Regions from separate parts of the Homo sapiens genome. Here region 2 is linked to region 1. The links are chromatin contacts, found by Hi-C in ENCODE. All regions are on one chromosome and are shown on one strand. The core of a region is the stretch at or near the end of the contact, and the rest is flanking DNA. Distances in the headings are between cores, read along the strand shown. Region 1 holds the start of LINC02406 (long intergenic non-protein coding RNA 2406). Region 2 holds the start of KIF21A (kinesin family member 21A).

The links. A loop is a pair of places that touch in the nucleus more often than their neighbours do. Pooled maps may share reads with other maps.
Region 2: a loop to region 1 is called in a pooled map, with 5 times the contacts of the local background. The contact joins the promoter of KIF21A here to the promoter of LINC02406 in region 1. A Hi-C loop is called at or near these places in 1 of 50 pooled maps.

Annotation. Positions count from the first base shown.
Region 1 is chr12:39,143,830-39,147,254 of GRCh38, reverse strand. LINC02406 (long intergenic non-protein coding RNA 2406) reads left to right here and starts at 1,785. Exons shown (of 3, transcript NR_183477.1): 1 at 1,785-1,887.
Region 2 is chr12:39,441,201-39,444,625 of GRCh38, reverse strand. It overlaps KIF21A (kinesin family member 21A), which reads left to right and starts at 1,506. Exons shown (of 38, transcript NM_001173464.2): 1 at 1,506-1,699. The coding sequence starts at 1,656. RefSeq lists enhancers at 836-895, 1,177-1,677, 2,496-2,565 and a silencer at 976-1,875.

The sequences.
Region 1 (3,425 bases), core at 536-3,035:
AAGGATAAATGCTTGAGGGGATGGATACACCATTTACCCTGATGTAAGTATTACACATTGTATGCTGGTATCAAAATATCCCATATACCTCGTAAATCTTAAATATATACTCCTAATATATGCCCACAAAAATTAAAAATTAAAATTAAAAAAAGAATGTGAATATGAGGCTTAGGGAGACATTCACTGAATATTGAATTGATTCCTCAAAAGTATAAAATGTATATTTTATAAGTAATATTGGAAACAATAATTAACATTGTCACTAACATCTTATACCTCAACTAGTATAATTCGGTATTCAGTATTTTTCCCAAAATTATTACTTACAGTCATTGAAAATGTTAACTATCATGTTTAACTTGTAATTGCTTGTTGAAAGGAAAGAATATGAAAATGGTTAGAGTACATTGCAAATGTAGCTAGCAGTGTTTGTAATAAGGCTGAGATTCTGATGGATTTGCATAGAATTTGAATTACAAGTTACCTCCTTATAAAAGGTAAATTCTACATTTTATAAAGGCATATACATTTGATAGTAAATATTCTAAATTAATTGCAAATGTTAGCTTATTGAGTCCTCACTAACAAGAGCTATTATCTCATTTGACAGAGGATGTAATTGAGGTGCAGAAAGGTGAAGTGACTTGCCCAAGGTCACACATTTTGTAAGAGGTGAAGGTAGAACTGCAACCCAGGTTGCCCAGCCTGAAAGTCCGATCACTAACAGAAGTTTCCCACCCATCCCTAATCGACAAATTCGCAGTACAATAGAAAATCGTGGGTTTAGTTTAGTTTTTTTTTTTTCTTTTTTTCTTTTTTGAGACGGAGTTTCGCTCTTGTTGCCCAGGCTGGAGTGCAATGGCGCGATCTCGGCTCACCGCAACCTCCGCTTCCCGGGTTCAAGTGATTCTCCTGCCTCAGCCTTCCGAGTAGCTGGGATTACAGGCATGTGCCACCACGCCCAGCTAATTTTGTATTTTTAGTAGAGACGAATTTCTCCATGTTGGTCAGGCTGGTATCGAACTCCCGACCTCAGGTGATCCGCCCGCCTCGGCCTCCCAAAGTGCTGGGATTACAGGCCTGAGCCATTGCGCTCAGCCTCAGAAAATCGTGTTTTTAAAGCTCTTTCAGTTGTAATACATTACAGTTCTGTGAGGAGGAGAGCTCTGAGTGCTTACTCGGCATCAGGCAATTTGTGCTATATGCCCATATCTTCCAAATAACCTTATGAGATCAGTACTGTTATTATCCATGTTGTACATGTGAGGAAAATGAGGAACAGAGAATGGAAATAATTTTCTAAGCATCTCATAACCAACCGACGGTGGATTCAAGCCTATAAAATCGGATTGCAGTCTATATAGCTTGTCTCTTAAGCCTTGTGCGTCAGAACTATTATTATAAATCTTTTAATATGCAAAAGCAAAACAAACATGAAACTAAATGGAGGTATTATAGAATTGGGGAAATGGAGAGAGGTGGAAGAGGGCTTTCCGTGTGCAGTAGCAAGAGAAGTGGCAGCAGCTGGCAGTGAGTGGATTAAAATGTTACCACGGAACGCGCCTTTTTAACTCTGGCCTTGAAATCCTGTCAGCGCGCTTCCCAGAGCCTTGCACCAGGTTGGGTGGACCGGATGGACACCCTCGGTGTCGCCTGCTCTCCATCGCCCCTGGTGCCGGCGTCCGCCACTGTCGGGACTTTGGCGCCGGGACCGGCGGGGTTAAGGCGCCGGCGCTGGAGGCGGCGAGTTCGCGACCTTCCGGGGCGGCGGACCACCCCGCACACGCGTCCTCAGCGCCGGACCCTGAGCCGGCCGCGAACACGGATCCGACGTCAAGAACTGGGCACTTCCCGCTCCGTTTTGTCCGTGCCCCTCGGTGCTGGGTGAGGTCCTCCAGCACCAGGAGGCGGGAACGGGAGTGACTCGGGTGCTGAAGCGGGACGAATTGGGGGCGGTCGAATCCACCTGCTTCGCCGGCGCTGGCTCGGGGCACTCCGAGTGGGCGCGCGCTTTCGCGCCGGGGTCGTCTGAAGGTCGCGGACTCTGTCCCGCTCTGGAGTTTGTGGCGGGTTTGGGCGTGGGTGTGGGTAGGAGGTCCCTTCATGAAGCCCCGAAGAGCAAGAGGGACATAAGTTGGCGCCTTTCTCTTCCACTCTTGTTTTAAAAAAGAGAGTCGCGGCGTGCAAATGGGGGCAGGCGGGGAAACCACGCTCAAAACCGGGTTCTCTCCTGGGCTGTAGTGATAAGGGCCGCGGAACCCCACCCCCCTCCCCAGAATGTGCCCCAGGGCTCGGGGCCGGCTTCTGTGGCGGCCTCTCCGGGACCGGCTGGGCCGCCCAGGCCCGCCCCTCCCCAGTCCCGGCGCCCTGGGCCCTCTGTTTGCAGGCGTCGCGACTTGCAGCCAGGGCACGTGGGGCAGGTGCGGATTCTGTCGCTAGAGACCTAGTCGCCTCCCTCCTACTGCCTTTCCCGCGAGCGGGGCAGGTGGCGCAAGGTCCGCTCCCACTTGGACCCCCAGTTCGCGGCCAGGGGGCTGAGCCGGGGTAGCTCGGCGTTGAGTGGGGACCCGGTCGGCTGCCGCCGGGGTGAGCGGTCGGTCCTGGAACCTGCGAACGTTCGGGAGCACAACCCAGTCCCGGGAAACCGCTGCTTAACCTCCGTCTCCTGCGTTTTAGATCCTCTTTTGACTGTCCCACATCTGATACTCCTTACTGTATTGCACACTTCAGCATTTGTTGAGAGGGTAATCTCATATTAAGTGTTCTTACCACCATACAAGAAAATAGAAAGTCATGTTCACTGTTTCATCTCCAATTTTAGGGATCTATACCTGACATAATTTAAATATCCAAACTAAAACAGTATCTTGGTGACTATTCAGAGGGATGCACTGACTCGCTGAACGCTAGAATTTTTCTATGTTCCACAGTCTGTGGAAGATGCAACGATCCCTTTTCAGAAAACTAAATCTAAGAGGTATTAAACAGCCTATGTTATGACTAATTACACTGACAGCTTGCAATGATGGGGCGTGGGGGAAAGAAGACATTATAATGGACTGAGGTCCTTTGAGAACATGACAAAGAAGGGAGGGAGTTGAACACCTGGAAGTCCAGTTCGGGAAGGATGTGCCTGATAGAAGTTGATCCAAACCAGGGGGAGCAGGCTCCAGGGAAGATGAGGAGGGGTAAGGTGGCCACTGAAAGCGACTTTTTGGAGGTGTGTTTTAGACTCAGGTTCCTCCATAGCCTTTTTATTTTTAAAACATATTTACTCTGTTCATTTCTTTCTCTTAATAACTGTTACCTCTGTCCAAACAACAATAACTTTGCATCAAATAATATTTACGTGCACTTTACAGATTTTCTAAAAGTCATAATGGCTTATTGCTACAATCTGCATTAATTCTTCACAAAGGAGA
Region 2 (3,425 bases), core at 257-2,756, 300 kb before region 1:
GCTCTGATTTGTTGATGGATAAATTTTGAGGCTAGGAAAGGCCCTCCAAAGAGTAGCCAGAGGAGAGCTTTCCCACCAATTTGATCTATAGAAGGATACTCAGCATCTCTGCCCTCTTTACCTCCCAGTTACATGTCTGTTAAGATTTAGGGGTAGTGAGATTAAGGGACAGAATAAATTTAAAACTATCTATAATTATATACCCCATCGGCCTTCCCATGGGTTTAAATCATCAAACACTTCTTGTTTTTCCCATAGTGTTGCAGCCTTCTCTGAGCCACACTGCTGTATCACTGCTGAACAAGATGATTAGGTATGTGATTGTAGATTGCAGGCATTTGAGGTAGTGCCTTTATTTGGATAGTGCCATTTAATTTGTGATACTATTTCGTATGAAGCCACATGTTTGTTTATAGAGATGTATGGAGCAGTCCACAAAAGATACTCTGTGGCAAAGCTAATAAAGGCTGTTTCCACAGAGCTATCTGAAGGCATGTGGAAGCACAATAGTGACAAACAGAAACCACAATGGGTCAATGTTGAGAGAATCCTGGGATTGGGAGGTGCTTTTTAAAGGCCAGAAGGGAAAGAAAATCAGTTTGGAAGGATTTACTACACAGCAGGTCTTGGTGGATATATTCAGTTCTGGGAACACTTGGCAGTACCAGGGTGCAGTTCATTTACCAGTGTACAAATGATTGAACAGAAAAGCATTCAGGAGTCTCGAATAAATCATTTCCATATCCCACCCGAGCTGGTAAACGGGCGATGAACTGTAGAACAGCCCAGCTGTCCAGAGACAGTGGACAAACCTGGGAGTCCGTTTAGCATGAATGACTGACTCCGGGGAGGGAGGAGGGAGGGCGTTCAGCTGGGGGCTAGGGAAGGGGGTCAAAGTCCAAGCTGCAGAGAGGACAATAAGGCTATGCGTGGGACACAAAGCCGAACCGCAGCAGCAGCTGCCTGGCTCCCGGCGCGCCGCTGAATCAAGCTTCGATTTGAGAAGGGACCTGGCAGCAGCGCGTGCACTAGCTGCTTCCTTCTCCCAGAAGAGCCTGGAAGGGCGCACAGGCTGGTCGCCCTCGGGCGAGGGCAGCCGGCGGCAGGCATCCCTCCCCCTCGCCTCCCTGCCCAGCAGCGCCAGGCAGTGTCCCGACGAGGGCAGGGCGGGGCGCAGGCTGGGGGAGGGCGAGGTGGGGCTGAGCCGCGCGGCGGCGGCTGACGCAGTGCGGGGCGAGGAGCCCGGAGCGCCCTGGCGGGCGTGGAGTCCCCAGCCTGGCCGCTGGGAGGCCGCGTCCCCACCGGAGGGGGCAGGGCGCACTCACCCGGCCGCCCTGAGGCCGCTGGCGGCCTGTTGGCTTCTCCACAGGCGCGCTCGCCGTTCAAGCGCGCTTTGTCCCCGCCCCAGATCCTGGGGGGTGAGCGGTGGAGAAGGGGCGGGCGCCCGCGAGCCGTGAATCACCTCCTCCTCTTGCTGCCTCAGCGCCGCCGCCACCTTTCCATTCAGTCGCCCAACATGGCTGGAGCGCGGCGGAGGTGAGCCGGCCGCCCGCCCGCAGACGCCCCAGCCTACTGCGCCCGAGTCCCGCGGCCCCAGTGGCGCCTCAGCTCTGCGGTGCCGAGGCCCAACGGCTCGATCGCTGCCCGCCGCCAGCATGTTGGGCGCCCCGGACGAGAGCTCCGTGCGGGTGGCTGTCAGGTGAGGACAGTCTGCCGGCGGCGGGCGGCGGGCGGCGGGTTGAGGGCGCGGCAAGGACCTGGCTGTGGCGCGGAGCACCGGCTACCGGGGTGGAGCGACCTGAGGGGCGTCCCGGCCGGGTTCTGCGGCTGAGGAAACTGAGGCAGTGAGTCCCCGCTGGCCTGGCACGCGCGGCCGGGTGCTGGCAGGGCGACTGCGCCGCCCTCACGCCGTCTGTGTTTGCAGGTGGCTGGCGGCTGCGCGGCGCCGGGTCCCTGGGGGGCGTCTTGACTTCTCTGGGGGAAAAGCCCTCGTCACTCCCCTCCGTCCCCTCGCGGGATCAGTCACCTCAGGTCTGGCCGCCTTGGGCTATCGCCTGTCCGGGAGGAGCTGCCTGTGCGCGGGGCTGTGGTGTTCTTTTTTATTAGTTCTAGAATGTCTGTCATACGTGTCCATGCAGCTCCGGCCTTCCCAGGCAGGAGACAAAGCATCTGACTATCAGCGCCGGCGACCGCAGGGCCCGCCGCGCGCCCACTCGGGTTCTGATGTCTGTGCAAATGAGACATCTTTTTCAGCATCACGGGGATCTAGACATGCCCCCGCGTGTGGGTAGAGGAGACAGATCTAGCCTCTTGGGTGTTGGAATGGGAGTGGAATTTAAGGTAAAATCCACTGGGGAGAGGTCTACAGAAGGAGGAAAACTCTTTAGCCAGAGGAAGGGTGAAATGGGTGACTGTGTGAAACATACTGACATTAGGCAGGGTGGATACAATGTAATCGTAACGTTACCCAGGCCAGGGTGTGAGTCTGGAAATACTAGGTACATCCTAGTATTGAAATTATATTTCGGCCAATGACAGGCACGAGTATTCGATGTAATTTCGGCTGTTTTGATACTTATCAAGAAGGAAAGCTCTGATAGTTGCTCATGGAAAATTGCAACATCATCACACTGTGTGAAAAATTAATGAAGCATTCATCCTAGAGTAAGTGCGTGGCTTTCACAGCTCTGAGAGTCTACTGTTAATTCACTTCTCCTTATTTATGCTTTAAGGATTATAAAAATAATCTACACTCCAAGGAATTAGGAACTATTAACAATCTCCCAGTCTTGTAGTCTTTCCAGAAAATTATTCTAAAAATTCTCCCCTCTAAACATTTCTATAGTTACTATTTTAGTGACACATCTTGGGTCAGGCATAGTAATGGCTGTTTCGTATACTTTGTATCTTTAATTAACTTAAATAATAAAATGAGTTTTTAAGTGTTTTTTTTTTTTTTTTTTTTACCACCCAGGGAGGTGACAGTTTTATGACTGGTTAGAATCACCTGTTATAAGGCTTTTGAAGTTTTAATTAGGCCTTCTTCGTTATTCTAGGGCTACTTATCCAATTGTTAGATTAGTCTGTTTCTCCTATTCACTGCTACTACCTCTCTTTTGGCCCTTTAATACCAGTTAATGACTGCACCAGGGTGGAGAAAGGGGAAGGAAAAAGACAGAAAACCCAATAAGAGGCAATTTTGTTAGGAGATCTGATCAAGGAAAGTGAAGAAGGTGCATAAAATATTACTGAAAACAGACAATTTGTCTGTTTTTAGACGTTTGAGATTTTTATATGTGAATTCTCTAGACTATCACAAGGCAGTTTGTTGACCATTCTGTTAAATCCGATGCTTCTTTGCCTGTAGAGCCATGGATGACCCTAAAGTGATGCTGACTGATAAATAACTTGTATTTTGTTTTGGT